Linked DNA regions of Homo sapiens: all the other regions are linked to region 2. Evidence: chromatin loops called from intact Hi-C (ENCODE). Cell type or tissue: chondrocyte. All regions are shown on one strand.

Evidence for each region. Hi-C counts contacts between places; a loop is a spot of excess contacts. Peaks named below come from ENCODE experiments on the same cell type or tissue, not always from the same donor. Only the 100,000 strongest peaks of a DNase experiment are listed, where the experiment ranks them.
Region 1: a loop joins it to region 2, with 3 times the contacts of the local background. A loop is called at or near these places in 2 of 110 quality-filtered maps.
Region 3: a loop joins it to region 2, with 2.6 times the contacts of the local background. A loop is called at or near these places in 2 of 110 quality-filtered maps.

Annotation. Positions count from the first base shown.
Region 1 is chr2:5,287,004-5,295,003 of GRCh38, reverse strand. LOC105373398 (a long non-coding RNA gene) reads right to left here. Exons shown (of 3, transcript XR_001739179.1): 3 at 2,914-3,142. Among named protein-coding and RNA genes, the nearest start is that of LINC01248, 400 kb to the left of the region's middle. In chondrocyte, a CTCF peak has its summit at 3,655 (motif pointing left); no DNase peak of the experiment used is centred here.
Region 2 is chr2:5,688,031-5,696,030 of GRCh38, reverse strand. SOX11 (SRY-box transcription factor 11) reads right to left here and starts at 3,647. Exons shown (of 1, transcript NM_003108.4): 1 at 1-3,647. The coding sequence starts at 3,309. The coding sequence ends at 1,984. It overlaps LINC01248 (long intergenic non-protein coding RNA 1248), which reads left to right and starts at 4,913. Exons shown (of 5, transcript NR_110580.1): 1 at 4,913-5,056. It overlaps LOC124908052 (a long non-coding RNA gene), which reads left to right and starts at 5,068. Exons shown (of 2, transcript XR_007088653.1): 1 at 5,068-6,954. In chondrocyte, CTCF peaks have their summits at 2,153 and 4,296 (motif pointing right); DNase peaks (open chromatin) are centred at 2,412, 3,140, 3,700, 4,018 and 3 weaker places.
Region 3 is chr2:6,181,691-6,189,690 of GRCh38, reverse strand. No RefSeq gene overlaps it. Among named protein-coding and RNA genes, the nearest start is that of LINC01247, 190 kb to the left of the region's middle. In chondrocyte, a CTCF peak has its summit at 4,600; no DNase peak of the experiment used is centred here.

The DNA of each region.
Region 1 (8,000 bases), 400 kb after region 2:
AGGAGACCAAACATGAATGCGTCTGTTTGGTGGGATGGCTGGGTGCCGGGCTGTATGCGTATTCCTAGGGCCTGAAGTCAGAGCAGCAGCTGGAATGAAATCTGCCAGAAAGCCTGGGTGAGTGGAGTCTAACTGGGGTAAACCACCCTTTGCCCACTACAGTCTTCAGAAGGCTGACGAAAAAGAAGAAAGTAATATTAAAACCATCTCCCTTGAATGCTTAATATTTCCAGGGCCATGAATGATTTATGTTTCCAGACATAATGTGCCAAACTCCATACTAAATGCCAAAATTGCTTAATACATTTTCTTAGAGTGAACATTTCCTTCTTTCCTCTTTCTGGTTATCTTTAAGGACACTGGGGCTGCATGATTCCTGATTTGAAAAACAAACAGGGAATATAACGGCCGCTGTTGTATCGCTCCTGACGGGGCTGCGGATCCGGAGCCAGCACATTCGGTTATGGTCCCACTGGCTGCATCCTGGAGTTTGTAGCTTGGGAGGTTCATTTGTCTTTGAGTTTCATGTTCCTCATCCGATGAATCAGATTAGATCAGATCTGTTCCCAGCCTTGCAATCTAAGGGCTTGCAGGTGAAATAAAGTTCATTCTCATGCTATTTTCAATATTTCAAGAGGCCTGAGAAATAGCTGAAATAGAATAAGATTGCAAAGAGAAGTAAACAGCATGTTATCTTTGCTTTTGCCTAGAATGTTTGTAGCTCAATGACAGAAACACTATATCTGGTGGTCCTCTACTATATATTAAGCACTTTATATATAAATCAAATAGAATTATTATGAGAGTCACCATTTTACAAATAGGGAGTTTGAGGCCAAGAGAGGTGAAGTGACTCACTGAAGATTGGGGCCTGGCACAGCTCCTGCCGGTGCTGGGGGCACAGGGTTACTGGGGAGCGGGCAAGAGCTGAGCTCTCCTGGATCTGGACCCTGGACTGAGTCTCCAAGGCTCATCACCACATACACCTTAGGCTCAGAAGAAGCTCAAGTTGACAGCCATCTCCTCTTTAAAAAGAATTATAAACCCAAATTATTACTTAATAAGTTCTTTTTGCTTCATAAGTAAGCATTGTCATGCCATGAGGGTTTGTGAGCATGAGAGGATAACAGATTCTTGGGCTGAAAAGATCACATCATCCAAACTGAATGATTTCTAAGATTCATTATCTTCATGTCTGGCTCTGAGATTCCAAAATTCCTTGACTCTGGTCAAAGTCAGCCAAGCATGGAGTTGTTCCCTCATTTCCAATACATTGTGATTTCCTTTGCCGTCTTTTCCCCTTGGATTCTGCTTCGAGGCTGTGGTGTTTTGGAAGTTGCTAAGTTAAGCGGCAAGTGATAGCATACCCATGGAATACATATTCAAATATATTAAGTACCCTACTTCCTAGGAAAGTAAATTTTGTCTCTAATAAAGTGTTTTTTTTTTCTTCAAAAGAAAAAACAAATCATTGACGCCACTGATGTTCATGAAGGCTAGGCTGCACCAGAGTTTAATTTTGAGGCGTTGGTACTTTGAATTTACCAATTCAGAGATGTGTCAAGTTATGCTGAAGTTAAATTCGGTTTGTCTTACTTTGATTTACCTTTAACTTCAGTAACAGTATGGATTCAAACTGAGGTTCAGAGAACCCACATTTCCTTCTCAGACTTCCTTGAGAAGATGACACTTCAAAAACTGATTAAAATATATAAAAGTTGCCAATTCTTATTCCTAAGGGTGGGGGAGTACAAAAGGGTGAGGATTTTCTTGTATTCAGTGAATCAACTTGAATTTGTAAGCTCTGTTTTCCACGGCTTGGAACTGGAAACCATTCTAATGTTGGAGAGCATCCTGGGCAGGGTACAGGACACTGCTGTAACAGGCTGAGAGCCGGCACAAATAAGGCAGCCAGACACAGTCCTGGGGTGCACATCTAGAGTGGAAATTGTTCAGGTGTCAAGCATGAAGGATTGTTAAATTTTGTGTTGCCATTCGGAGTCTACAACTAGAGAATTTCCAAAATGCATAAATGAATTTGTGTTTTAAGTGTTAGTATTTTCCTTCTGAACCCCAAATAACACTTTCCAGGATTCTATATTAAAGATTGTACTAATCTGTTCTTATGCTGCTGATAAAGACATACCCTAGACTGGGCAATTTACAAAAGAAAGAGGTTTAATGCCTTTATAGTTCCGCGTGGCTGGGGATGCCTCACATTCACGGCAGAAGATAAAAGACACATCTCACTTGGCAGCAGACAAGAGAAGAGGGCTTGTTCAAGGATACTCCCATTTTTACAACCATCAGATCTCGTGAGACTTATTCACTATCATGAGAACAGCAAAGGAAAGACCCGCCCCCATGATTCAATTATGTCCCACCAGGTCCCTCCCACAACACCTGGGAATTCAAGATAAGATTTGGGTGGGGACCCAGCCAAACCATATCAAAGATCAGCTTTGAAATATGAACCCATTCTGCATGGAAACATGCATGTAGCTTAAACATAGTCATTTAAAGTGGAACAGAAGAAAAGCTGAATTATCACTGTGAAAGTTCAGGAGGCCTCTGGGCCTGAAGGTGAAACCAGAACAAAAAGACAGAACTTTGGGTCAAGGTAATAAGCACCAAGGACTTTACAGAGACCTCCTGGGGAGATGTAGTGACATATCTTTTCAATGAAGCTTGAGAATTGTTCAAAGTTAAGCAGCAGGATCATTTGCATTTCTATACAAGAGGACATTTGTGGGTCCTGTCCTAAGTGAAGTAACTTAGGAATGGAAAACCAAACATCATGAGTGAGTATGTTCTCACTCATAAGTGAGAGCTCAGCTACAATTTCTCATTTTCTAATGTCACTGGTCATCTTTCTCTAAACCAACAAACAGCAAAAGTATTGCTTACCAGTTCTCTTTTCATTGTGATGAAACGTAAATTCCTCCAGCAGGAAGCGGACAGAATGGTTTTCTTGCCTGAGGCACTTTACCTTCCCTCTTACCTGTGAGATCAGAAGAGGATGTTGATTGGAGGGAAAGTGGAAGGAATCATAGCTGGTGGTGAAGAGAACCTCTTGCCACGAAGCTGTCCAAGCAAGCGAAGGTGGGCAGACAGTAAAGGTTGAACACATGAGGGTCACAGCCTGGAGAACAAATAGATTTCAGCCCCTTCATTAATTTGCTGTCTCATACGGTGCATTGCCTAGAACAGATAAGCCTCACTCTGTGGCAGTTGCAAGATAAAGACCTGAAATAGGCACCATGGTGTGGTCCATTGCTCAAGGAGATAATAATGGGAAAAGGGGATTGCCCCAAGTATCAGCAGGGCTGTCTTGGGCTGGCACTTGTTGTTCAGACGTAGCTTTCCCATTGATGCAATCACATGAGTTTGGGCAGTTGTGATGAAAAAGCTAAGGATGGGCAATTACCATCCTCCTATATCAAGAAACATTTAAGCACTTCTGAAACCCAGGTACTTGATTTAAGTTATTTTCTCAGAAGCTATATTGGCTTTACACAAATTCATTAAGTCATACTCCCTAGAGTTCATAATTTGGTGTGTCTCTACACATGGATGTAGAAGGAAAGATTAAGTTATGCCTGAAGTATTGACTTCTCTGTCCTTGGAGACAGCCAGCTCCCCCTGCTGACCTGGTGCTTAATAAAAATACTATAATTTGTTTATGTGCACCAGGGTGTGGTAAGTTTGGGAAATCATGTCTTTCATGACCAGCAAGGGCAGGCATTGAGAAATACTGGCTACTGATGGGTATGCAGTTTGTGGTCATGGGACTGAGAAAGCTAAGATTCCTGACACTTGCCAAGGCTGAGTAGATTTGTGCCTTCAGTACTCAAAGCTCTCATCAGAGACAGAACACTGTATAATCTATCCGTCAGGCAGAAAATGAACTCCTTCTCCATGTTTTGCTGACAATATGTTATTTTCTCTCTGCCATTCTAGAGACTTATGTTCCTCTTTGAGCTAACTTTTCTGCAGGTTTTCTTTCTTGCACGTAATGTTAGCAAATTTGAATATGCTTTCATCAAAGAGTCTCATTCACAGGGTAGATCTATGTATGCAAGGTTTATCTCCTGAAATGGATCAGTATGAATTAGATGTGGGTGGGAGAAGCTGATAAGAAAATGCTCTCAGCTGGGGGAAACGTGGCTGTTAAGCAGCTTCCAAACCGATTTACTCCAGTAACCCAAGCTCTTGCCAGCACGATAGCTGGGACCAACACCTCTGACTTCAGACAAAGACATGCATATTCAGGAACACCACAGCATATAGGATGTGATCTATATCTAAAATTAATGCTGGAAGTGAATAGTTAGATTTTGATACTGAAGACATTGATGAAGCAACTGGAAATACATCTTCTAAGTACAGAGAAATCAATGAGAAGCTGGTTTAGGCTTTTAATCTGCATCTCACACTGGGATGCATTGTGGAGTCCCTCTTGAAGCTGACAAGAATTAGAGCAGTTCTATGAATTACTAATAACTAACCACGATCAAAGCGGGGGTGATTTGGAATATAATTTGTCCCTCTTACTGAGAAATTTTATAAATATTCTGGATAAAGACATCTATTCTATGTAATAGAAAAGATGTTTTAATTAACTTTCATATACACTATTTCATTCTAAAATTCTTGCTATTCAACAAAGTACAGGGAGAAATTTAATAAAGGCTGGCATATTATATATGTATATCCTTTTAAAGCATTTTAAAACTATTTGATATGAAGACAAGGCATTTTTCTGTTTCTGCAAGAAGCAATAATAAAAATTGTTTAAATTTAAATTTATCATTCAGAAAGCTTTATAAGATACCCAGATATGATAACTATTTCCAGTTATAGAAACTTAGGACTGGGGTATAATGTGCATTGCCCAAATTAAAGAAAACAGTGCTAAGAGGGGTTTGCATTAGTCAGAGCTCTCCATAAAAAGCAAATCAATAGGATGTACAAATACATGGAGCTATAGAGAAAGAAATCTATTGTAAGGGATGGACTTGTGCACTTATGGAGGCTGAGAAGTCCCATGATCTGCCATCTGCAAACCGGAGGGCCAGGAAAGCCAGTGGTGGAGTTCTTGTCTAAACCCAGAGTTCTGAGAACCAGGAACACTGAAGCCCAAGGGCAAGAGAAGATGGATGTCCCAGCTCAGGGCGAGCATTTACTCTTCTACACATTTTTATTCTATTCCAGCCCTTGATGTATTTTATGATGCCTACTTATATTGGCAAGGTCAATGGTCTTTACTCCATTTACTCATTAAAATACCAATCTCTTCCAGAAACACCCTCACAGGCACCCTCAGTAATAATGTCTTACCAGCTATCTGGGCATCCTATGGTCCAGTCAAATTGACACACAGAGCTGACCATCATAGGGCCCTTGCCACCTAAGTCACTTTCCAAGCTTCGGCAGGAAGGCAAACTGCATGGGGTCCAGGGAATCCTTCCCACCAAGCCACCGCCCTCACGACTCTCCTGTGTCTTATTTACTGCCGTATTATTGCCTTCCTCGTCTGCCATTCAAGAAAAAATACTATGTTTATTTGTGAAGTAATGTGTTCCTATCAAAAGAGTTCTAGACTCTCTTTTTGTGCGGTGTTTAACAGAGGCCTAGCTATGTGTGTGGGCATGGAGGAGCAATGCAAGCTGACATCTTCACATTGAATGAGAATAGGTTGGACCCACCTCAGCCGCATGTCTCTGGCCTGGATGATGCAGCTCAAGTAATGCCTGACTCACACTTGGCATGAACAGCCAGTGTGGCATGAAGAGCTCCATGAGCTGGCATGAACAGCTTCAAAAAGTCTTCAGCTCCACTCCAAGGATGTTGGTACCGGCGATCTCCCCCACTACGTGCAGAAGGTGAGGAGGAGGTGCTCCTTGGAGCTCTGCCCTTGCCTATGAAGAAGCATCCACATGATGGGAGCGTCCCTCAGAGTGGACCCAGGGTCCAGGCCTTCTGAACAGTGTCTCCATTAGCTTATCATCCTCTCATGACCTTCCTGTCCTCCACTGGCCTTAAGCACATTAGAAGGCATTGTTTCATTAGGAGTATTTTTTAAATAGAAAAGCAGGCACCAGCTCATGTGCTGATATAAATTATAAAATATAAAATCAGGACACAGTTAAAGACCAGAGCGAGTCCCACATAATCTTTCATCTTTGGCAGCCATGTCAACCCACATTAGATTGCCTTGTATATAGTTGATGACAAATACCTGTATGTAGTCTATGATTTGCTGTAGAAGTATACTGTGCTAGACCCTCTGAGGCTGAGGGGCAGGTTTGGGGTCAGCTGGCAGGACTCGGTTCTGTGGTCTCATCATTTGGTCAGTTTGGCCAGGAGCTGTCTTACGTGGATCAGTGTTCTTGTAAAAACATTTTTTAAATAATTCAAATAATCACTCCTGCATAGATAAATATATAACACTCTTCCAGTCTGTAAAGATTTTATAATTTATTGGCAAAGATGAAGACAAATTCCCAAATTAAAAAAAAAAATGCAAGCATCCCAGAGGAAAAATATCCTAAGAGTGATTCAAAACCACCACCACAGCATGAACCCGGGAGGCGGAGCTCGCAGTGAGCCGAGATTGCACCACTGTACTCCAGCCTGGGCAACAGAGCGAGACTCCATCTAAAAAAAAAAAGAATACTCAGAAGCAAGTGAGGTTATGCTCAGCTTAAGGTTCCAGAAAACCTGCTTGGAGTGAGGAGTCACTAGTGGGAAAGAATGGACACAGCCTCTCGAGAGGGGGCTGAGGCCATGGTCAGAGGCTTTGCAGAGCAGACATGATGTGAGCAGCGGTTCAGAGGACAAGGAGGCTTGGCAGGAGTTCCACAAACACAATGTCTCTGCCTCTGGTTTGGCTGAAGATCTGCAAATATCTAAGGATAAAATTGGAGGGCAACCAGGGAAGTTGGAACAGGAGAGCCTTGGATGTCTGCTTGAGCAGTGTTTGCTTTTCAAGTGTTTGGGGTAAAGATGAATGCTATGGTTTGAATGTGTCAGCCACAGTTCATGTGTGGGGAACTTAATCTCCAGTGCAACAGTGCTGAGAGGTGGGACCCTTAAGAGGAGATGAGGCTTTGAGGGCTCTGCCTCATCACTGGACCAATATTATTGCGGGAGTCAATTCCTGATAAAAGTGAGTTTGGCTGCCTCTTGCCTGCACTTGCTCACTGAGTGCTTGTTTGCCCATTTGTCCTCCACCATGAGACGATGCAGCACAGGGCCCCTGCCGGGTGCCAGCACCTTGATCTTGCACTGCCCAGCCTGCAGGGCCAGGAGGAATAGACTTCTGTTCTTTATTAATTAGTCTGTGACATTCTGTTGTGGCAGCACAAAAGGGACTAAGATAGTGAAATAAAGATTCTTGTTAATGGAAGGTTTAGAGAGCAAATGAAATGTCTTCCAAGTAAACAAATTCAATACTTTTTTTGAGTAAACAATAAGAGTATGTGTGTTTGCCATACTGACCTCCCCCACTTTTCAGGCTTGTTATGACTGACCTCAGTTAGAAAGGGAAGCACGAGCTTACAATCTTGGTGTTCGCAGATACTGGGACATGTCCACATAATAGACCCATCTTACAGCTTTGATGGACTTGCCAACTAGAGAATGAACCAGACCCGTGGTTCATCCTCCTCACAGGCACTGGGCAGTCAGGGAGAAATGTGGAATTCTAGTTCCATGCTGTGTGGCTGTTCATAAATATTCCATGTTCACTGGACTTCAAATTCCACATTCATAAAAAAGAGCATGAAACATGTCATTGAAGATTCTCTTAGGCTGAGAATTGACAATATTAATAAACAAATCAGACATATCAATGTTATCAGACTTTAAAAAATTTAATAAAATTTAATAAATCTAAAAGTGAATTTATGTTTTAATTTAATTGTTAACTCAATTTTTAGCAAACATTTTGTGAGGAGGTGCTATTGGCCAGACAATGCGTTAAAAATGAAATATAA
Region 2 (8,000 bases):
CAGCGAGCAGGACCCCGACCAAGGGAGCTGGCAACCCAGGCCCCTCCATCCGCCCCTCCCCGGCCAGCTCCCGAGCCTCCGCGCAGCCCGCCCGCCAGGATGGGTGGGGAGAAGAGGCAGGGAGTGGAGGAGGAGGTGAGAAAGGAAATGGGGAGCTGGAGATGGAAAGGGAGGGCAGAGAGAAAGAACACCCTTCCCCTGTCTTTCACAACTAGCGGAAGAGGAAAAAGAAATCAGCCTGCTAATTGAACACTTTTCAGCCTAACCCCCTAAATGTAGAATTCTCTCCTGCCACCTCCCCTCATCCGCGCACACAACAGCCTCACCACCGAATGCTCTGCGACAACAGGACCTCCAGTTTGACTTCCATAGAGACTATTGGCGATGCGAGTTTCTATCAGTTCCAGCTGATTTATTAAAATTGTCAAGATACAGACTTCCAGCACAAAAAAAAAAAAAAAAAAACAGGCAATGATGTCGACAGTGCATTGAGTCTGCTTTGCCACCATTTGCTACAAAATATGCAGATGGTCTGTACTTTATTTAGATTATATTGCACAAAATGAGAAACTTTTTAAACTATGTGCCTTTTTTTTTTCTTTTTTGCTAAAAATCGAGAATCCAGTTTCAAACCTTCCATCTGGGGCCCCATCCACATCACAGCGTATGAGATACATAAAGTCCTACTATAGTACAGTACATATACAATCTTTAAACTAAGATAACAGCTCTGAGGTCTATATCACCATTTTCAATAAATCTTTACCTACAAATATTGAACAAATCTCTACTATAGCTGTACAAAAAAAAGTTTGCTTTTTTTTTTTAAACCACAAGGCCTTTAGATGCAAGGATTATTTTAAAATTTTAATCCTTTTTAAACCAGGACATAACGTACCAACATACTTGCATGCTAAAAAACAGAGGAAAAAAAAGAAATCAAAAGGGAAGAAGTGCCTGAAAGTCTTACTGAAAAAACACAGCAAGAATGTTCCCTTTTCACTGTACAAAAATACGCCTGAAAATATATTAATTTTTAAAAAAGACTGAGGTCTGTTATGTATCAAAAATGTTTCAATACCTTTTGTACTGAGGTCTAGGCTGTCTGGTATTCAATCAAGGAGGTATAAGGGAACAAGTTACAAAAAAAAAGTTGGCAAGTAGAAATCACATTTGTAAAACCATAAACAATTTGATCTGAAAAGTAAACTCTGATCTTAAGTCAGTTCACAGTTTTTTTTTTTGTAAGCGTTTGTACAGTCTGCATTTTTTCAAGCTCCCTGCAGTTTTGTTAAGAATCGGATGCATAGAAGACATCAGTTTTCTCCCTCCAAAAAAAAAAAAAAAAAAAAAAAAAAAAAAAATTAAATTAACAAAAGTTGCAATGGTCCCTTTTTTTGTTAAAAAAAAATCACCAGTTCTTTAAGTTCTCTTAAGAAAAAAAAATATCTCCACCAACTCCCTAGAGTAACAGTTGTGCTGCCAAAAGGGTCCTCTGCAGACGTCTTCCAGACTTCAAAGACCGACAAGCTTCAAACAGCGCCTTCCGGAGCGGGTCCTACCTCCCCTCCCCCGCCCCGCCCCCTCTGCCTTTGTTGCAATCACGAATTTCAGGAAAAAGAAATAGTAATTACAAAAACACATTTTTTGGGAAAATAATCACAACTCCAGACTAGGTATGCAACTACCTTGAGACACGATAAAGGAAGGGAGGGGGGACAAAAAAAGGACAGGAAAAATGTTTAAAAACTACTCATTTCACTTTAACTCCACCAAAATTTTCATCATGTTTTCCAATTTCTTTGCGTCACGACATCTTATCAATATCATCAGCATCTTCTTCTCTCCCCTCCACCCTACCACCGCCACCATCAACACCACCATCATCATCATCATTATCATCATCATCATCACCACTACAACTTCCTCCCAAGGAACCCAGCTCTGCACCCTCCGAGAGAAAGAGCGAGCAGCGGGCGCCTTTCAATATGTGAACACCAGGTCGGAGAAGTTCGCCTCCAGCCAGTCCCCCGCGATCATCTCGCTCAGCTCCGGCGTGCAGTAGTCGGGGAACTCGAAGTGGGAGCCCAGGCTGCCCTCGCTGAACGAATCCAAATCCTTATCCACCAGCGACAGGGACAGGTTCCCGGCCGCCGCGCCGCCCCCCAGCTGCTGCTCGCTGGCGCTGTGCGCGCTTTGAGAGAAATTCAAGCTCAGGTCGAACATCAGGTCGTCGGCGTCCTCGCCGCTGCTGCCGCTGCTGCTGCCGCTGCTGCTGGACGAGGAGGTGGACACCGAGCGCGAGGACGCGGGCGACAGCGCGGGCTGCGCGAGCGGCGGCGGGTGCTGCTTGGTGATGTTCTTGAAGCTGTAGTAGAGGCGGCTGCCGCCCCCGGCGCCCGAGGTCGCGCCGGCCCGCACCTCGTCGTAGAGGCTCGCTCCCTCGGGGGACTCCGCCGAGCTGCTCAGCGTAGGGCTGGCGGGCACTTTGGCGACGTTGTAGCGTCTCAGCAGCTGCGACGGCTGCTGCCCCGGCGGCTGCAGGAGCTGCTGGTGCGGTGGTTCCTCGTCCTCCTCGTCCGGCTCCTGTTTGATCTGCAGCTGCAGCTCGTCGTCGTCGTCGTCGTCGTCGTCGTCCTCATCCAGAAACACGCACTTGACCGTCTTGCCCGCGCCGCCGCCGCCCGAGCCGCTCACGCGCAGGCTGCCCAGCACGTAGTCGTCGCCCGCGCCCCCGTAGTCCCCGGACTGGGCCGCCTTGCCCGCGCCCGCCTTGGCGCCCGCGGCCGCGGGGGCCTTGAGCTTGCCGCATTTCTTGCTGGAGCCCTTGGAGGTCTTGGCACCGCCCGCGCCTCCGCCCGCGCTCCCGCCGCCGCCGCCGGCCGCGCTCTTCTCTGGGCTCTGGCTGGCGCTGGGCTTGGCCGAGGGGTCCATTTTGGGCTTTTTCCGGGGCCGGTACTTGTAGTCGGGGTAGTCGGCCATGTGCTTGAGCCGCAGCCGCTCCGCCTCCCGGATGAACGGGATCTTCTCGCTGTCCTTCAGCATTTTCCAGCGCTTGCCCAGCCTCTTGGAGATCTCGGCGTTGTGCATGTCCGGAGACTGCTCCATGATCTTCCTGCGTTCGATCTTGGACCATACCATGAACGCGTTCATCGGCCGCTTGATGTGGCCCGACGCCGTCTTGCACCAGTCTGGGTCGCTCTCGTCCAGGGCCACCGGGCTGCAAGCCATGAATTCGCCCTCCTCCGTGTCCAGCGCCTCCCGGGGCAGGTTGCTCTCCGCTTCCAAGCTCTCCGCCTGCTGCACCATGATCCGCTGCAGGGCTGGACGCTCCAACCCGGGCCGCTGGGTCTCGTGCGGAGGTCCCCCTCCCCCTCCCACCCCTCCACCTTCCTGGGCAAGTTGCAAAGTCCTCGGCACCCCGCTTTCGCGGCTCCCCCCCTCCCCCCCGCCCCCCCTTCCAGGCTGCACACAGCGGCTGTGGTGGCTTCGGCGACGACGGCCGCCGGCGCGGTGGGAGCTGCGGTCGCGACAGGAGAGGCGGTGGCGACGGCGGTCGAGGCAGCCCGGGACCCCTCTCTCCGGCTCGTGGCTCCTACCGCAAGCGCCGGACCCCGAGCTCTCCCAGGCGCGCGCGCTCCTTCTGCAAAAAGTTGAGGTCTCTCTCTCAACTAGTTATCAGGGTGTCATATGGGTGACATCACTCCCCCAGCTAGCCAATGGCTGGGGGCCGGCTCCGCCCATCTTCCTTTATTAACTCGGAGGCCCCGCCCCTCCACCCCGCCCTCCGGGCTGCTTTGCAAAGATGGGGGTGGGGGGAGAGGAGGCATGTCTAGAAATATGTTATTTTTAAAAAATCCGCGTGTGTGCACAGATGCGCCTGTTCCCGGGATGCTCGGAAGCGGCGCGCGGCACCACGGGGAGCGGGCGGCCCGGGGCGAACCGGGATGGTTCGGGCGCCGGCGCTAACCGAGGACCGGGTCCCGGGAGAGGCCCCGCGCGCCTTTGTGCCCAGTCCCCGGGAGGCCCGACGGCGACAGCGGACGGCGCGCGCTCACTCCCCGGGTGCACACACTCGGGCACGCGCCCAGCCTGAGACGGCGGCCTCCGCCCGGCTCGCGGTCAGCCGCGCCCGGCCTGCCCCGGGGTGGGCGCAGCTGCTCCCCGGCGAGCCCCTCGCGGGGCTCGGCCGCTCCCCCGGGTCGCCGCCCCGAGCCCGCCCGGTAGCCCCGCGGCGGCCCTGGCCGACGGAAGGTGGCGCTTGAAGACAGCAACCTTCCCGGCACGTGGGCTCTGCTCTCCTTTTCCCTTTCTCCCTTTTTGTAAGGCAAAGAAATCAATTTAAAGCTCGAGAGGCGGTGAGCTCCCTCCCCCGTTTTGCATTTTTCTGTTTTGTCCTTTTTCTCCGTCTGTTTTCCCTCCTCGGTGGTGTTTGGGGACGCGGCTGTGCGGGTTGGGCTGCGCCGCGCCCCCGCGCGCCCCGCCCCGGGCGGGGGCCGGAGTAACGGTCTGCGGGGCCCTCGGGTTCAAGCTGGCCACTCCCAGGGCTGGCTCCGGAGCGGGCTCTGGGTCCCGCAGGCTCCAGCAAGCCCGCGCCCCGCCCGGCGTCCCTGCGAGGGGCCCGGCGCCCTCCTTCCCTTCTCCCTCTGCTCCCCGCCCCTCCTCTCCCCGCCCCGTCCTCTCCCCGCCCCTCCGCCGCTCCTTTCTCCTTCCCAGGCCTCCTCTTCCTCTTTGTCCTTCCCCCATCCTCGGTCGCCAGCGCTTCTCCGGCAGCCTCGTCCTGAAATCGTGCGATTGTGAGCTAGAAGCCTTCTGGGTCACTCATAAACCAAAGAGAAAATAAGGTGCACTCGAGTTTCCCGTCTAAATATTTTCCCTGGAGATGGAAAGGTGCGCTGGCGGCCGGGGAGCCGCGACCTGGGGCGCGCTGGGCCTCGCAGAGCAGCCGCGGACCCCGGCGATCGTGCCGTGTTCGTCTCCTTTGTGTTTCTTTATTGAGTCCCTACTACCTCTACGGATATTCTGGGGGCAATTAAAGAAAATCACCGCTTCATAGGTATGGTCTGTCGCCACCCTCGCCTTCTCCACACCCCCCAGCACTGGGTATCTGGGAACTTTGAGCAGTTCCTAAGACACTGCCCGGATCCCTTCACCAGAGAAATCAGCCGTGTAGGACTGGGAAAATTATCCGAATCTGCTTCCTTTCAGGTGCCCTCCTGCAATTAATACTACATTTCTTAAGTATTGGATCTTCTCTGAGGATTCTAATATCATAAAATAATACCGTGTTTTACACAGATCATGATTTGAAAAAATTACCGCCATTGCGATAAGCCATTCCCGCCCCCGTCCCCCACTTCCCCGACTCATCCTAAAGAAAAACACTGCATCGAATACTTGGAATATTCAGACCAACTTAAATCTTGATAATGCTGGCAATTTATTCTTTCCAGGGCCATAGGAACCAAAAGAATTTACAGTCATTCATACTGGGTGACTTAAAGTCTGGAGATGTATAAAATCCAAGGCAGTGTGTGAAAACTCATCTTCACTCCCGCACGGCGAGCACTAGGTCTTGTTTTTCTCTTACAGCTCACACGTTTTTCAGCTATTGGGAACACCACCGGAGGGAGGGTGGGGTGGAGCACAAGGTGAACCTACACCCACCTCCCCACAACTGCAGGACAAATCCACACTCTAGAGAAAAGGATTGAAATATTTCAGCTCAGCTTCATTATTTGCTTGCAAAGTGTGAGGGCACCTACCATTTGGGCCTCGGAAAGAGAATGCATTTGAAAATCTTTGGCAAATTCCATATTGATTTGCTATCTTTACGCTATAGCAAAAATCATGCTTAGCTTTAAAATGAGAATGATCTGAATATAGTAGGAGTGAAAAATAATAGATTTTATTCTCATAGCGCTGCGATCTTTTTAGAGGAAATAAAAGTTAAAATCTGCTCTTTCGAACAAGAAATATAATTTCTGTTCAAGGCAACATGAGCCGTTTGTTGGAGAAGATAAAGCAAAGATTGGGATTGCTAAAGCAGGCACTGAAGGCGGCACAGGCGGGTGCTACAGCTGAATCCCCCCTGTCATGTAGGAGAGGCCAGGCAATTTTCACAAGAGATTAACTAGATTGCTATTTTGTAGCATGGACTCACCCCACATACTTAATGTTGTTAGACGTAGTCGAGTGAGGAATGAAAAAAATGATAATCTGTATACTTTATTTTTGCTCCCTAAGGGAAAATTTTTAAATAAGTATAGCATTTAAAAAAAAATATGGGAACATGTTTGAGAGTACGCATGCTTCTTACAGGAATAATAGTTACTTCTGAAAACAGATGTTTGCGCCATTAACAGTAACCAACTATTTAGAGAAATTTTAGGCTACCAAATAGAAAATATAGCCTTTAATAATGCACCTCTTGAAAACCTAATTTAGTAAAATGGAAATAGGTCTACTGTTTTTTAAGCCACTGAATGTATATCATAATTAGGATCATTGGTTATCTTTTTAGAGCCAATATTCACTCATTTTTGTGTGTGTCTGTCTATATACTTATTTATAAGCAAGATATGTAGTTTGTTTGTTAACCATAAACATTGTTGGATACATAATGTTCAGAATCTTAAGAGTCACATCTGATTAGAGGCACAAATGACTATTTTTATGGTGATTTTTACCTTTTCATAATTCCATCTTTACAAAGAAAATGTCACGTAAAAGGACTATTACATAAAGAGATGAGATATTTCACGATATCTCTCAAAATTATAACACAGCCAGAGTAAGAAGTGTCCCTTTTTCTTAGGAAAGAAGCATTTTTCTAAGCAAATAATATGCTAAAAATATCACTGGGTAAATATTTGACTTATCTGATGGATTGACCACCATTTTTAGAAGTATTGCAACCACATGCATTCCCCATCTCTGAAATGAAGTTATAAGGTAGGATCCTTTCCTTTTTTCTCCCTTTACCTATTCTCCTGAAATGAGTTCACTCCTTATTGTTAGCTGTATCTATTTATCTCAGCTTCAGCCTTAAATCTTGAATTTGGATCTGGTTATATTCTGTCTACTGGACATTCCTTCTTATTCCTTCTTAAGTGTTCCTCAGACCTGGTAATGAGTATAGATCGAACAATCCTACCTTGAAAACACACACACACACACACACACACACACACACAATGAACCAGTGGATGCTGTTACCCTGTTTGGCTCATCAGAACATGTTTCAATAGCTAAAATAATGTTGTTAAGCTTTTCACTCATTTATTCTCTGAATTGACCACTGCAGAGTGTGATCCATGAAAGCCAGAGCAGTTGGGCAGTACAGCACAGGGCAGCGGCTTGGAAATTTATTTTGATCATGACCTATTTTATAAAACACCTTTTTACATCATGACCCAGTACTCATGCTATACACATATAAAGCAGAAACCAAAGCGTCAAAAATCAGTATCTCTCTTTTATGTGCAATTCATACTCTTTTTTATTCTATTCCATTCCATTCCATTTCTGTAAATGCTAGTTAAAACCCACTATTAATGAGGCACCACTGAAGTTTGAAAAACACTGGCTTAGGTGTTCAGAGTTACGGCTCAGAAGCGTTCTGCCCTGGATTGAAAATTCTGGTTCCACTATCTTTTCTTTTTCCCGCGTGGCTCTCATCATGGAGCGCTTGACTTTTAGTTATCAATGCCCAGATAATTCCACAAACGTACTGCCTCCAAAATTCACGTCTTTTGAAATTATTCATATGAGATATGTATTCTATTTTTTTAAATAGACTTTATTTTCTAGAGCAGTTTGAGGTTCACAGCAAACATGAATGGAAAATGCAGAGCCTTCCACATAGTGTCTATCCCCACACATACACAACCACCCCCACTCGGTGGTACATGTGTTACGATCAGTGCATCCACAATGACACATCATAATCATCCAACATGCGTAGTCCACATTAGGCTCACTCTTGGTGTTGTACATTC
Region 3 (8,000 bases), 490 kb before region 2:
TTGGACCCCACATCTCTCTCAAACAGTGCCTCCATTTCCTTTCTCCTTTTTACAACATGATCCCTGCTATTTCCATTTTTTTACATTGTATATTTTTCTTAACCTACTTCATTTCTATCTTTGTTGCCACCAATATAATGATTTTTTTATCGCTTACCAATGACTTTCATATTCTCAAATTTACTAGTTAATTATCTGTTCCTTATCTTACCCAACTATTCAGTAGCATTAGCAGCATTAGCCAGTGACTCTCTCTCAGACACTGCAGTCTCTGGGTGTCACAAAACCTTCCTGCTTTGGTCCTGTTCTTCTCGGCCTCCTTCGCTAATTCCTCATGTCTACCAGAACTCCACATATGTAAGTGTCCTGTATTTATCTCCCTTTGTTCCTTAGGTAATCTCATCTATTCCCCATCATCCTGTGCACAATGCATATTCTGAGGTCTCCCGAATTTATAGGTCCAGCTTTGACCACTTCTATTGGCCCTGCCCTCAGATATCTGCTCCGGGGTCATTAGTTCCATGTTTTTGTTTATCAGATGACTCTTGGACCCACACTCTATCAGATGACTCTTGGACCCACGCTCTATAGTTTTAAATGACAGCAGTCATTTAAAAGTCAAAAATGTCACAACGTTCTCCTGCTGTAAGCCTTCCAGTGGTTTAGGATTATAATTATATCTTCCTCACAACTTTCTAACCTTTCATGAATTTGCCACTGCCAACATCTCTCACTCTTATTTGCCATAGTTTAGCTATATTGGACTTCTTCATTTCAGTTTCAAAAATATAGTCTTCCTCCCACCTCTGTTTTTTGTTTGTTGGTTTCACTTTGGATAAACTACATTCAGAATACACTTTTCCTAAATTCCCACAGGACTAAGTCTTCCTTGTTTTTGTAGATTTCATTTCAATCATTACCTTCTCAAAGAGGTCAACCTTGACATTAGCCACCATCTACCTATCAATTTACTTTCAAACCTATTATGTATTATATTTTCTCTATAGCATTCAGTGTGATAATAAATTATTTCTTTATTCATATAGGTACATATTGCCATTTTTCCTTTGACTGGAACACAAACTCCGTGAAAGCAGGTGCATTTTCATCTTCAGCCTTTGAGCCCTAGGATAGTTCCAGGCACGGGAATGACATTCAACAAATATTTACTGAATAAGCAAATGAGAACATGGCTTGGCATATCAAATCAATTTTTGTCTATAAGTATTTATTGAATAAGTTAGGGGCCCAGGCCTGTACTTGGAGCTGGAAGCCCAGATGAAAATTCATGGTCCTTTCCTTCAAAGAGTCTAATCTGGAGAAGAGTTCTGAAAAAACAATGGTGAAGCTGCTCTGGGAAAAATGGACTTAACTCTGCCTTAGAAGAGCAGGGACAAGGTTCAGCTAGGACTTGAAGGAGGAGTGACATCTAACTGCCCAAAGGGATGGAGTAGGAGGCACGTGTCCTGGGCACAGACAAGGAAGCAAGCTGAATGTGCGGGTTCCCCACATGCTCTGGTGTCCCTGGCATGCAGCTTTCATCTACAGCTCTAGAAGGAGACTGCCAACAAGCCAGGCTACTGGGGGATTTCTCAATCTATGAAACAGTTTTACTACTGTGTCCTCCTCTAATTAATCATTTTGATTAAAATAAACACATTTATCATATATATTACAGGTACATAAATTTATGGTCAGGTGCCATGGCTCATGCCTGTAATCCCAGCACTGTGGGAGGCCAAGACAGGTCGATCAGGAGGTCAGGAGTTCGAGACCAGCCTGGCCAACATGACGAAACCCCGTCTCTACTAAAAATACTAAAATTAGCCAGGCGTGGTGGCCCAATGCCTGTAATCCCAGCTACTTGGGAGGCTGAGGCAGGAGAATTGCTTGAACCTGGGAGGCAGAGGCTGCAGTGAGCTGAGATTGTGCCACTGCACTCCAGCCTGGGCGACAGAACAAGACTCTGTCTCGAACAAAATAAAAATAAAAAAAAAATAAATGTATGTATATAAACTTTTATATAAAAATATATTTTTACATATATTAAATATATAATAGGAAATTTTCAGATAGAGTGCTTCTGTAATGAATTAGATATTCATTTATTTTTAAAACTTTATTTAAACTTGGCTTTCTAGAAATCCATTGAAAATAAAAATCAGGCACGAAGTCATTTTCAAGGCCTTTGCAGTTCACAGAAGCCCTGCAGTGTGGGGAGCAGCCTGGCTGCTGGATCCCCTCCCACTGCATGCTCGTGGCCCTGCTCTGCAACCAGAGGTTGCCCAAGACCCAAAAGGGCCCGTCTGGGGTTCAGAATTTTTTTGAAGAGAAAGTTTAAAAAGTTCAATGAGAAGGACAAGATGAATGATAAGGCACTCACCTTTTTATAGAAAAGCCATCCGGAGAAACTCATGTCAGCACTAGGCATTGAAGCCGAAAATGATATTCAGTCACAAACCTGGGAACTGAACCCAGCCCCCACCACGCAAAGCATGCATGCACAAAGAAACCCTATTCTTTGATGGATTCTTCTGCAGGGTCACCTTCATTCTGACCATTGACTTTCCCAAGCCTCTGTCTCTGTAACCAGAGCTGGCTCAATTATGTCCCATCAAAAAGAACAGATAGCAGGAAGGCCAGGTTCAGGGAGGGAGCTATAATTTTAGCAGCATTTCCTGTTATGAGTCTGACTTCTGATCCCTTGTGCTTGCACAGGTCAGGGAATTGCAGCAAATGGCATGCATGAGTCACTCTGTCTCCTGGGTCAAGCACAGGCTGTAGGCAGACGTCTGAAGGACTTTTCCCTTTTTAGCTCCAGGAATTACGCATCCAGTCCACTTTGCTCTCAAACATGTAGCTTGGGCAGGATTTCTCAGCAATTCATATGTATTTGAACTGACGTTTGTAAAACGACACAATAATGTCCTGTCGCATTTTTGTGTCTAATCAGAGCAGAATCGTTCTCAGGTGCTACTGACCTAAGAAAACATTTTGTTCAAACTTCTCATCTGGAACAAGAGGAAGGCCTGGGAAGAGTAAGAAAGTTTCCTAAATCAAATTACTAATTAATGACAGAGCCGAGGCCAGAACCCAGTGTGTAGACTTTCAAAACAGGCATGTTGTCTGTGTGTCTCCTAGGTCTCCTAGACTTCTACACACTGCCTCATCCATCAGACCACACTCAGACTTGGTTGTGACATGAGTCACCAGAAAATGGGGGCAGGGAAACACTTTTGTAAGGAATTCTGGAATAGAATTGCAGTATGTTAGATACTGGAGGCCCATGATTTAGCATTATAGTTAGAATTTATTTTCAGTGTTTGTAAAATACAAGGTAGTAGCTTCAGTGGTGGTTCCCAAACAATGCCACATCTTTCTGAATTGCCAGAGACTGTTTGAAAACTTCAGATTTCTGTGTCCCATCTGAGAACTAAACAGCAACCGCAGAGTGAAGAACATAAATTTCTCTTTTAGGATCCTTCACAATTCTAATGAATACCCAGGTTAGAAAACAATTTTATTAGATTACTGTAGATTCCTTATTCAATTTTAATATTCTGTGATGTTAATCAGTATTTTCCAAAATTTGCTCCTACTGGGAATCATTTTATTGTCAAGATTGAGGAGCAAAATGAAAATGAAAGATTGAGAACCTTTCAAGAAGTCTTTAATTGAAATTTTTTGTCAATATTTTCTCAATGTATTGAGATAAAGAACAATTTTTTTTTTTTTTTTGAGACAGAGTCTCACTCTGTTGCCCAGGCTGTAGTGCATTGGTGTGATCTCAGCTCACTGCAACATCTGTCGCCCAGGTTCAAGCGATTCTCCTGCCTCAGCCTCCCCAGTAGCTGGGACTACAGGTGTGTGCCACCACGCCTAGCTACTTTTTGTATTTTTAGTAGAGATGGGGTTTCATCATGTTGACCAGGCTGGTCTTGAACTCCTGACCTCAGGTGATCTGCTTCCTCGGCCTCCCAAAGTGCTGGGATTACAGGCGTGAGCCACAGAGCCTGGCCAAGAATAATTTTTTTTAAAGCAACAACTACTGGCACCTTAGAAACTAATGCTCCCCAGAAGACATTTTTAAAATAATCTAAATTATTAAAACAAGAAGTCTATATACAAATATAGAAACTTTATAGTTTTTAAAAATAAACATGCTCACTCTCTTAAAAACAGATAACTAAAACGGACTTACAAAACTATTCACTTAATCACAGAAAGATACATTTTCTCTTAAGTGCTGAGTGCTCAGAATTAACACTAGATTTCTGTGGTGTTGGGCTCTTTAAGGTAAATTTGTGCTATCTCCACCCGGAGAGGGGCTTCTCTTAGACCTCGCTTTTCTGGTAAAGGTGAAGAATAATGAGATCTCTCCTTTCTTTGAATAGTCAGGTGTTTACAAATGAGCAATCTCCAGCTATACCTTCCTCCTGGAGTTTGCTTTCTTTCTGCAGTTCACCTCGTTGGGTTTTAAATGTTTCCTCTGACTCCAGATGAAAGACTAGCTTGAAATAAATACCACACGCGGCCACAAAGCCCTTCTGTACAGAACTCTGTGCGCTGCTGACGGGTTTGGAATGAGAGTCAGGCTTGTGCAGAGGCATCCGGGGTCAGGCGCAGAATGACCCACTCCTCTGGTTTCACTTAAACTCACATTTTCTCCATGGAGATAACACACACCTCCAGATCTGGTTACTTGCTTCATGAGGGGATCTCATTTGTCCTCATGTAATATTTACCCTTGGAAAATGTCTTAAACTTAACTTTGTCCCCTTTATTTTAATAACACACATTTTAAAAAAGAGTCCTCTAACAAAAGAAGATGAGTGTACAGAAACCAGGTAAAAACCGGAAGTGCCAAATAATCATGTTCCTGATGATTTAATCAAAAGGACTGCTCTTTGTAAAAACAGGTCGAGGACTGCCGTTCTGTCCTTAGCATTCACAGCTGCAGGTGCTCACCAGGCCAGGGACGGCTCACAGCCTCTCCCGTAGTGCCCTGTCGCTGCCTCTTCATCTGACATGGACTTCCTGACTCCTCTACTGTTGTCTGCATTTGTTGTTGCTAAAGGGTTCACAGCAAAACACAAAAATAATTGAGCCTTTTTCTTTCTTCCTTCCTCCCTCCCTCCTGCCCTCCATCACTCCTTCTTTCCTTCCTTCCTTCCTCTCTCCTTTTCTTTCTCTTCCTTCCTCCTTTTCTTCCCCTTCCTTCCTCTCTCCCTCCCTCTTTCCTTCCTTCCTTCCTTCTTCTCTCCTTTTCTTTCTTTCTCTTCCTTCCTTTTCTTCCCCTTCCTTCCTCTCTCCCTCCCTCTTTCCTTCCTTCCTTCCTTCCTGCCTTCCTCTTTCTTTCCTTCCCTCCATTCTTCTTTCTCTCCCCTCCCTTCTTCCCTCCTTCCTGTCCATCTGTCCTCCCCTTTATCTATGCTTCCTTTCATCTTTCATCACTCTCCTCACTCCCCTTCTTTCCTGTATCTTTTCTTTCTTCTCTCCTACTTTCCTTTTTTCTTGCATTCCTCTCCCTCCCACCCTTCTCTTCTCCTTTCTTTCCTTTTCTTTCTCCCCCTCTCTCTTCATCTCTCTCCCCCCTTCCATCCTCCTCCCTCCTTCTCTTCCTTTCTTTCTTCTTCTTTCTTTCACGTGTACCTTTCTTCTTTCTTTCATCTATCCTTTCTACCTTCCTCCCTCTCTTCATTTCTTCCTTTCTTTTTTCCTTACTGCGTCTTTTCCTCCTTCCCCCCTCCCTCGCTTCTTCCCTCTTCCTTCCCTCTTTTCCTTTCTTTCTGCCTTCTTTTTCTCCTTTTTTTCCTTTCTTTTTAAATGATCTATCTCAAAATTCTTATTACATGTCAGATAAAGTTCTGGTTCTGGAGACAGAAGTAAAACGCATATATTGTTGCCCTGAAAAAGCTGACTACTTAGAGTAACTGAATCAGGAAGACCACCAACTGCAAAACATGGTTCTCAATGCTGAGAGGGACATGTAGGAAAGACTGTAAAAACGAGGGCATGAGGGGACACTGCAGAGGCTGGGATGCATATGGAAAGGTCCCCAGAGGGCTTAGCAAAGAAGAAAGTGCCTTCCTGAAGTCCTGAAGGATAAAGGGGAACCCACAGGATGTAAAAATGGAGAAAACATTTTCCAAGCAGCAGAAATCATATGTGAATGGCACAGAAATACAAAACTTCTCTAGCAAACCTCAGTGAGTGTTCCTGAAGGGCGGGGTGTCTGTGGGACCAAGACTGTGTTGGACATGAGCCATCTCACCATGACCTGGGGTGTGTGGTTGAGGAGTGTGGACCTCATCTGATAGGCAACAGGAAGTCATGCATGTTTAACATTTACACAGTACTCCCTCCATTAGGGGATCTCATTTGAGCTAATGTGATTTTAGCTTTTGAAATGTCTTAAACCTAACTTTGTCCCTTTTATTATAATAATGTACATTCTTAAAAGAAGTCTTCAACAAGAGGAATTAGTGTACAGAAACCTGGTAACAAGTATAGTGCTAACTAATTATATTCCTGAAGATTCGATCAAAAGAATTGGTCTTTTTGAAAAACAGGTTCGGCTGGGCATGGTGGCTCACGCCTGTAATCCCATCACTTTGGGAGGCCAAGGTGGGCTGATCACCTCAGTTTGGGAGTTTAAGACCAGCCTGACCAAGATGGAGAAACCCCGTCTTTACCAAAAATACAAAATTAGCCAGGCGTGGTGGCACGTGCCTGTAATTCTAGCTACTCAGGAGGCTGAGGCAGGAGAATCGCTTGAACCCAGGAGGCAGAGGTTGCAGTGAGCCGAGATCGCACCACTGCACTCCAGCCTGGGCAACAAGAGCGAAACCCCATCTGAAAACAAACAAACAAACAAAAAAAACAAAAAAAGAAAAACAGGTTCTGGACTGTCACTGGCCAGCCCATCGTATCATAAAAAGTGCATATTCTAATGACCTTAATAAAATGTGTGCAGTTACATGTAACATTTATAAATAGGTAGATACATGTTTACTAATAGACAATGTATCTTAAGAATGTGTTCATATGTGTTCAAAATAAACTTAACCACTTTACTTACACTGATTTAATACAGGGACATCAGGAAAATAGGAACAAAATCAGTTTAAACAACATGGCTTTAATTTTCTTTGGCTCTTCCATTATTTATATTGTGTTGTCTCTTCGATCTGATTAAGGCTCTTTTTTGATGACTGATAACTTTCCTAGAATCCGTTTTATTCCTTAAGAGAAAGACAGTATTTTCTTGACAACACTGAAGTTCTTTAGACATTTTTTGTTTCATGTTCTTAGCTTTCACTGTAGCATTTAGACTTATTTCTCGAGGTCCTGCTTGTTTGTTTTTGTTTCTAATAAGTGGATTTTCTGGTTCAGGGCTTTAGACAATGCCAAAAGATGTAATTAAAATCACACTGGTCACAAGAGGAGACTTTTGGCAAAAGCATATATTATTCCTTTGCTGAAAAAAGGGACGTTGGCAAACCTGATTTTTATCTAATTGTTTAGAAGGCCCAGGAGCTGCAAACTCTCCACACAACTTGTCTCGCTGCCAGCCCTCCGGGTTTCAGAGGCCTCTTCTCGAAAGTTCAAAGACCAACTTCACATCTTCTGTGAAGCTTATTTTGAATCTGCCCAAGGGAAGCACTTTGAGGTTAATCCCATGGCCTAACTCCAGATGAGGGGCAAATGCATGTCTTTTCTGAAAGACTCACTCAAATCAGAATCTCAGGGAGCTCCCAAGAGTAGCCTTTGACACAGAGTGGTGGCCGGCTCAAGCAGGTTAAAAGGAGCCAGAGGATGATAGACATTTACATTTGCTCGCTGAGATGGACCGTTTAGACCAGAAAATAGAAGGAGATGGCTTAGTCTGTTTTACTTTCAAAGATCCAATGATAGAGGTTGCTGCAGAGTCATAGTAAGTTTATTTTGCTTAAGGATATGATGACTAAAGCACGACCCTTGGCAAATTTCCATCTTAA